2 separate regions of the Homo sapiens genome follow, and region 1 is linked to region 2. A link is a contact called in ENCODE Hi-C or POLR2A ChIA-PET data. All regions are on one chromosome and are shown on one strand. The core of a region is the stretch at or near the end of the contact, and the rest is flanking DNA. Distances in the headings are between cores, read along the strand shown.

Region 1 (4,070 bases), core at 395-2,894, 260 kb before region 2:
ATATACACAATGCTGATGTGCAAAACAAGTACACAGATGTGTATTTAAAAAGTAAAAACTTCTATGTGATACTCTAATAGTGAATACAGACAACAAATTTGTCCAAATCCATATAACGTACAACACCAAGAGTGAACCCTATTGTAAACTATGGACTTTAGTTTACAATGATGTGCCAATGTAGAATAATGTGCTGTAACAAATGTTACACTCATTTGTTACACTCCACTCTGGTGGAGGATGTTGACAATGGGGGAAACTATGCATGTGTTGGGATAAGTTGTATATGGGAAATCTCTATACCTTTTGCTCAATTTTGCTGTGAACCTAAAACTACTCTTTAAAAAAATAAAGACAATGTATCATATCTGTGTGTGTATACACAAAAATATATATGTACATCTATAAATAAAAGTAAAAAAGATTGGGGCTGGGCGCGATGGCTCATGCCTGTAATCCCGGCACTTTGGGAGGCTGAGGCGGGAGGATCAGGAGTTCAAGGCCAGTCTGGCCGACATAATGAAATCCCGTCTCTACTAAAAACACAAAAAATTAGCCAGGCGTGGTAGTGTGTGCCTTTAATCCCAGCTACTTGGGAGGCTGAGGCAGGTGAATCGTGTGAACCTGGGAGGTGGAGGTTGCAGTGAGCTGAGATCATGCCATTGCACTCCAGCCTGGGCGACAGAGCGAGACTCCGTCTCCAAAAAAAAAAAAAAAAGATTGGAAGGCAATATTATATAATAAAAGATGATGGTGATTATCAGTCTTGATGATTAAATAAATATGATAATCTGTTGTCTTCTAAAATTTTTAAAAATGAACATGGATTATCATTATTTTTAGACAGGCTCTCTCTTTGTTGCTCAGGGTGGAGTGCAGTGGCATGATCATGGCTCACCGCAGCCTCAAACTCCCAGGCTCAGGTGATTCTCCTGCTTTGGCCACCCCAAGTGCTGGGATTATAGGTGTGAGCCACCACACCTGGCCAGAATTATTTTTTTAATAAGAAAAAAACTCAAGACAGAAGATTATACCTGACAATAATGAAATCATGGTATTAATCTACTGGCACAAATGCTCAAATGCATTTGTAGTTGATTAGAGAAATGTAATTTTGGGGAAATTAGATTGTTTTTTCTGCTTACAATACTATTAAAATTTGCTTGCATGGCCTAAAATATACCATTTGAGGAGTAGTTCTTGAGTGGGTGGCACCAGAGACACAGGGAAGCATGCATGAAATAAAACAGGTTGATCAGTCAGAATCTGACTGTATTTCATATTTATCATGTCTATATTCTTTTACGTGTTAAAAGTCAAGCTCAATGGGAAACTTGACTTTCAAGTTTGCAGCTTCAGTCACATGAGCTCCTTTTGACTACAGATATTTGTCCTTCATAAAAATTAGTCTCAGGGAAACAGTTGGGAGGGCCCCATAGAACGAGTGACTCACAAGTTTTCTATAGATAACACAAAGATTCTTTCCAATAATACAAGAGCAGGATATATCTGAATCCTTGTGGAAGTATATGTAAGAGACAACAAAGCCAGGTGTCTTGCAAATGGAAAAGCCAATGACAGTTTTGCAGTATGATCTACAACCAGAAATGCCAACACATACTGGTCAGTTAAAGTAATGGAAAAGAAGTCCCCCTCCCAACTCACAGCTTTTCATGAGTAATTTCATAGCTAATATACCACTATGAATCACTCTAGACACATATATCCTAGAGTGTCAACAAGTTATTTCAGGGCACAAGCCTTCAAAGGCATAGTCTGAGTGCCTCATGAAATAAACTCTTGAATATTCAGAGTGAGGTGGATCCAGTTTAGTCAGTTCCTGAGCATTTATTCTCCTTCTCTTCTGTTTCCCAGCTTCTAATCATTTCACAGTTCATAAACGTCCTCAAGAAGAGAAAGGAAGTGAAATTCAAACCAACTGATTTACTTCCTTGTAAGCATTTTTGGTGAAAGTGTGTGGGAAGTGGACACAAAATGAGGTTTTGGCATTCTCCATTGATTTTAATTATTCTTGTTAACTTTGTTCCCACTAAATGTACAGATAAGAACTAAAACTCTAACACTTGAGAGAAAAATAGACTTTAGAAGCTTTCAAAATCTACCTGTCAGAGAGGTCTCCTTGGGCTAATTACAAAAGGTCACTAAATGTTCAGGAACCATGAAGAACAATTTTTAGTCACCAATTTTTTGGTAATCATAAAAGTAGGGACTCAAAGTGTAGCTACAAGGTTTCATATGTTTGAAAGTCCAGTAGTCTCTTGTCTCTCAGTTATATAGTAGCTCCCACCAGCTCTGCTCAGATATATCAGAACTTAGACACATTTGGCAGATTTGAGAGTGATCTTAAAGGATCATCCTATTTGGGGCCAGGCGCGATGGCTCATGCCGGTAATTTGGGGCCAGGTGCGATGGCTCATGCCTGTAATCCCAGCACTTTGGGAAGGACTAGGTGAGTGGATTGCTTGAGCTCAGGAGTTCGAGACCACCCTGGGAAACATGGTAAAACCCCATCTCCACAAAAAATACAAAAATTAGCTGGGGGCTGGTGGCACACGCTTGTGGTCCCAGCTACTCAGGAGGCTGAGAAGGGAGAATCACTTGAGCCTGCGAGGCTGAGGTTGCACTGAGCTGAGACTGTGCTACTACACTCCAGGCTGGGCAACAGAGCGAGACCCTGTTTCAAAAATAAAAATAAAATTAAAAATGAGGGCCAGGCATGGTGGCTCATGCTTATAATCCCAGCACTTTGAGAGGCCAAGGCGGGCAGATCACCTGAGGTCAGGAGTTCAAGACCAACGTGGCCAAGATGGCAAAACCCCGTCTCTACTAAAAATACAAAAATTAGCTGGGTGTGGTGGTATGCACCTGTAGTCCCAGCTACTCGGGAGGCTGAGGCAGGAGAATTGCTTGAACCCGCGAGGCAGAGATTGTAGTGAGACGAGATCGTGCCACCGCACTCCAGCCTGGGCGACAGAGCGAGACTGTCACACACACGCACACACACACTAAAAGTAATAAAATAATTAGGAAGTGATGAGGTTTGAGTACTTATCACTTTTGTCTTTAAAGTAAGTTACATTTTATTTATGTATAATAAAATTTAATAATTACCCCTGCCCATGAGTCCATATGGGCTAGCGTTAGCACACCACTTAAAGTGGCTTTAAAACTTACCAGGAACACATGCTCAAATATCTGTGTAGGGCTATCCATTTGACCAAGGATCACTATCATTTCATTGTCTATAAATTCCTTGAATTCCCGCAAGTTGCACACCATTTGCATTTCCAACTCTGTTCTTATCTGAAACAAAGATGATATATTGGACCCATCTCTTAAAGTCCCTCTGTACTTTCAACCATGCACTATTTCCAGCCCCACACCTACTGTTATCCCACTGCTAGCCTTGGAACAAACAAGGACTCAAGGTCTCTTACCTCTTTGGATGTAATATTCTCCAAATCCTTCTGCATCATGATCTCCCTTAATTTGGTTTTAATTAGCCTTTCTGTTCGTTCACGTTCAGTAGGTCTGAGAAGAGAGAAATAACGATTATTCTTAAACGATATTCTTAATAACGATTATTCTTAAATGGGAAAGAAAGAAGAATGATCCTGTCTTCTTCAATAAGGCAAATCCTTTTCCAAAATCGGTTCTAGAGATCAACAACTTAGAGCGTGGGTCCCCAGTGAGTACCGGTCAGTGGCCTGTTAGAAGCCGGGCAGCAGAACAGGAGGTGAGCAGCGGGCAAGCATTACTGCCTGAACTCCGCCTCCTGTCAGATCAGTGGCAGCATTAGATTCTCATAGGAGCGCAAACCCTATTGTGAACTGCACATGTGAGGGATCAAGGTTGTGTGCTCCTTATGAGAAGCTAACTAACGCCTGATGATCTGAGGTGAAACAGTTTCATCATGAAACCATCCCCACTCCACTGCTCCGTCTGTGGAAACTGGTCTCTGGTGCCAAAAAGGCTGGGGACTGCTGACTTAAGAGCCCTTCCATCCAGAATGCTTTCCTTTTAATGACAACTCTCACAATATCTCTGTG
Region 2 (4,352 bases), core at 33-2,532:
CATTTTCACTCAGTTTATTTCTCTCTAAAACATCTGGATGTTGGTTTTTTAAAGCCCATTTGCCCCACTGGTGCAATATATTGTTTTTAAAAATAAATATTTTCAAAAATGGAGCCTAAGAGAATGGAGTGTAAACGAATGGGGGTGGGGCGAGGAGAGAAGGCAAAGACGGGCCCAGCGGGGAAAGGCTGGTTACTGGGTATTTTCCTTCTGAGAGCATGCTTTATTGGCATAGGCATCTGAGGTAACGAGCCATACAAACACGACCTTAGAACAAGAATGATCACGAGCAATGAGTGTAAGGCATAAATATCTGTAAGACGGAAATAATTTGACACTGATCACTAAGCAGCACCAGATGCTTCGGGACCTCATAAAGGAAAGGTAAGAGGTCCAGGAAACAGAGATCATTGCTACCCTCTGGGGTGGGGGGCAGGCGGGAGAAACCAAGGAATAACTACGGTTGGGCAGTTCAAAGCCTGAACAGTACAGAGCAAAAGAAAGCCAGCAAGTGACTAGGGGAAGGCACACACCCTGGCGAGTACGAAGAAGGGTGTGCAGTGTGCAAATACTGAACAGGTCTATGAAATGGTGTGGGTAAGAGATGTGGGTGTGGGTAAGGGGCAACGCAGGAGGCTCACGGTCCCCTCCCTGCAGCAGAGCAACAGAGGGTAAAAGAAGGGGGAGGGTGAAAAGCAAGAATGACTCATTACCAAAAGGAAGTGCTCAAGCCATAGGGAGGCATGCCACAGGGGATTTCAGGGCGAGGATTGTGAGGAGCTAGGTGCTCAGGGTGATGGGGGCAAAAATCAACGTCTTGTAGTTCCTGCTGCTAGTCTTTAACATGGGGGTGTGGGGGGGTTCGCGGCAGCCGAGTGCCAAGGCCTGGGAAGCGGCGCGGCGCGTGCGCAGTGGCGTTCGGCGGGACCCGCTGAGGCAAAGCGGAGCCGCAGTGACAGAAGCAAGCGGAGCGGCCGCCAGGAAGGACTCACCGAGGCGCAGGGGCTGGAGGTGGTGCTGGGGGTAGGTGACCGCTGGACCGTGACCAAAGCCATCTAGGCGCTGCTGGGTTGTTCCGGGCAGGGCATTCTTGTCCTGAGTGTGGGGGACGGGAGGGTGACGGAGCCGGGATGGGGAAAGGGGTGCGGGGTGGGGGTGAAGGGAACGGGGAGGAGGAGGAGGCCGCGGGAACGGCCGCAGACTCCGCACCCACCACCAGACTGTCGCCGACTGACGCTCCGAACGGGCGGCGGGCGGGCGGTTCCGCAGCTGCGGGGCACAATGAGCGCTCCCAGTGCGCAGGCGCCACCTGTCAGCTACCGCCTCTCCCCTCGGCGCGCGCCGCCGCCTGGTCGTAACCCTTGAGTTGCCGGAAGCTGGCCGAGTGCGTGCGCCTCGGGCCGCCGCACCCTCCTGGGTTTCCTCCTTCGTGCTGGAATCGCGCGGTTTGCCAGCACTGGGTGCTGTGGAGTGGGGTGGGGGAAGGGGCCGAAGGGAGCCAGCCCGGTGAGGGGTCCCAGGGCGGGGGGCCGCTGGAGTCTTCACTCCTGAGAGACAACCATTTTATGAGGTGGGGCGGCGCACAGCTTAACCAACCTTAAAAAAAAGCAGCTGAGATGAAAATCCTGAAGCAAACACGTTTTCTATTGGGAAAGGGCTCCGCGGAGTTTCAAACCCTCTCACTGGGCGCAGACAGAACTGGGCTAGACCAGTTTACTCCCTTCACCCCGGCTCTCGGGGGCTTTTTCTTAACTTTTCCCCCCCTTCCGTCTATGTTTTATGATGAGACTTCTGGAAAGAAAACCATTTTCCGTTTGATACCCTGGAAAGGTTTGTGGTACCCTCATGCTTCCTCTATTGCCTGTCTAAAGACTTATTCATTATTCCTGAGGAGAAGAGAAGCTGAGCGCGCCTGGGAGTCCGAGGAAGCCGGTTGTGAGGGTCCAGCCTGCTATTGACCTCTCACTTGCCTCCTGCTGTGAAGACAGTCTTTTAATTAAACAGGATTTGCTCGTTAAGCTTTCTTCTCCTTCGTCTCTAAATGTCATTCTTTCATAGACCTATGTAAAAATGTAGATTAAAAGATATTTTAAGGGAATGGTTTTCTCAGGGGTAAATTGTCTGCAGAACATAAGCAAAGAATGTAATGGAAAATCAAGATTAAAAAGGAAAAAAATTGCACAATGCAAATATCACTGATTATTTACACAAAGAAAGAGAGTTGACAAGGCTATTTCTCAGCTTGAGTGGATGAGCTGGTAAATACCACCGTACATATCAAAGCTGTAGAAAACACACACACTTGGGAGTTTGCAGTTATTAAAACCCACCCCCTCCTGTTTGTCACTCAAACACTCTTGGATCTCATTGCTTCTTTTAAACTGACAGGGCTGTCATGAGCTCTTTCTGGCTGCTGTACGGTTAAACGCCACAAGAGTCCTCTGTGCTGAGCCTTTGTTCTCTCCCTGGGGCCCTGTGGTTGAAATAATTAGCAGGGAGGTTCCATCAAGAATCAGACACTGAGGGTCCCTGTACTGTACAGTCCTATGTAGAGTGTAGTGCAGAGAAGCCAGCTGGTAGGCTTTTGCCCCCTGGTGGTGATCAGGAGTGCCTGTGAGACAAAATTAAACAAAGATGTATGGTTCACAGATTAAACAATCTGACTGTGTTTTCCCCAGAGCTCCGTAGTAAACAGGAAAAGAGAAGGCAAGTTTCAGAAGTAAGAACTTTGAACCAATGCATGGGAGACCAAAGAGGAAACTAGATACATAGCCAAAAAATACACATAGCTAGAAGCTGAATGAACTCAAATAAATGAAATATATGTGCTTTATGAACCAAAGTATCATTCTAGAAAAAGTAATATTCAAATCTGTAGGTCTTAGTACTTGTATGTTGATTCTCTGACTCAGGGAGGGCAACAATGATGTTCTACTTTTTCATGGTAACATACTCTTCAGAAATTCTTTTGGAAGATGAAAGGCTTAAGTCCATTAACCTTGCAGTGAGAAAGAGCACTACCATAGGAATCAGAAGACCTGGTTTCTAGTTCCAGCTCTAAAACCTTATGCAAATGGCTTGAACTTTTTGAGCTTTAATTCCTTTATCTCTACAATGGAACCCTAACTGACAAGATTCTTGAGATAATGTATGGTAAAGTTCAGAATAAACTGTAAATAAAGCCCTCTATGCAATTAAGATAACTTTTTTTTTTTTTTTTTTTGAGACGGAGTCTCCCTTTGCCACCCAGGCTGGAGTGCAGTGGTGCAATCTCGGCTCACTGCAACCTCCGCCTCCCGGGTTCAAGCAATTCTCCTGCCTCAGCCTCCCGAGTAGCTGGGATTACAGGGGCCCGCCACCACACCCGGCTAGTTTTTATATTTTTAGTAGGGACGGGGTTTCACCGTATTGGCCAGGCTGGTCTCGAACTCCTGTCCTCAAGTGATCTGCCCACCTCGGCCTCCCAAAGTGCTAGGATTACAGATGTGAGCCACTGTGCCCGGCTTTTTTTTTTTTTTTTTTTTTTTGACACGGATTTTTGCTCTTGTTGCCCAGGCTGGAGTGCAATGGCACCATCTCAGCTCACTGCAACCTCCACCTCCCGGGTTCAAGCTATTCTCCTGTCTCAGCCTCCTGAGTAGCTGGGATTACAGGCATGTGCCACCACGCCCGGCTAATTTTATGTCTTTTTAGTAGATATGGGGGTTTCACCATGTTGGTCAGGCTGGTCTCGAACTCCTGACCCCAGATGATCCACCTGCCTTGGCCTCACAAAGTGCTGGGATTACAGGTGTGAGCCCCCGCACCCGGCCATCATTCTTTTTCTTAATAGTAGAAGTAGATTAGTGGTCAAGACATGTTTCATCTGTAGGTAAGTGTGGAACATTTTTGTTCCACATATCTAAGGTGATAAAATCCTGATCAAAATTGAATTATGGGATGACAAAATTCACATTGTTTGTATCAGGAAGTTAATTTATTAATTTTCAGGGGAAATATCTCTTCCTGGTATATACCTTTTAAGGAAACTAAGATTTGGAAATTATTGGTGCATGTTCATTAATTTATTTACTAATAATTGAGAAAATATTTATTGAATGTGTATCATATACTAGACACTGCTTTAAGAACAAGACAAATGTTTATCTACCTCTTAGGGGCTCAAAGCCAATTAGTAGGGGAAAACACATCAACAAATAATTAGAGCGTAGCTTAGTGGTACCATGGCTTCTGTCACCTCGGCTAGGCGCGAAAGGAGGTATGTAGAAATATAGAAGAAGTCTATATACGTACAAAGTTCTATAGAAACAAAGGAGAGAAGGTCTGGGCAAATGTGCTCTTTATGATATTGG

What was found. A loop is a pair of places that touch in the nucleus more often than their neighbours do. ChIA-PET counts read pairs that join two places held with the same protein, here RNA polymerase II (POLR2A). Pooled maps may share reads with other maps.
Region 1: a pooled map shows a loop between it and region 2 (3-fold over the local background). The contact joins the enhancer-like site here to the promoter of SSH2 in region 2. A Hi-C loop is called at or near these places in 5 of 50 pooled maps. POLR2A ChIA-PET finds 5 or more read pairs at or near these places in 4 of 52 experiments (Caco-2, activated CD4-positive, alpha-beta T cell and activated T-cell).

What each region holds. Positions count from the first base shown.
Region 1 is chr17:29,663,672-29,667,741 of GRCh38, forward strand. SSH2 (slingshot protein phosphatase 2) reads right to left here. Exons shown (of 16, transcript NM_001282129.2): 10 at 3,459-3,552; 11 at 3,196-3,324. Among named protein-coding and RNA genes, the nearest start is that of SSH2-AS1, 26 kb to the left of the region's middle. RefSeq lists an enhancer at 4,013-4,070. Within about 2 kb of position 1,645, at least 6 of the 41 ENCODE cell types and tissues checked have a DNase peak (open chromatin) inside an H3K27ac peak, as active enhancers do.
Region 2 is chr17:29,928,946-29,933,297 of GRCh38, forward strand. It overlaps SSH2 (slingshot protein phosphatase 2), which reads right to left and starts at 1,283. Exons shown (of 16, transcript NM_001282129.2): 1 at 993-1,283. The coding sequence starts at 1,055. It also overlaps a transcript of EFCAB5 not described here. RefSeq lists silencers at 483-532, 1,043-1,322, 1,473-1,562, 2,296-2,465.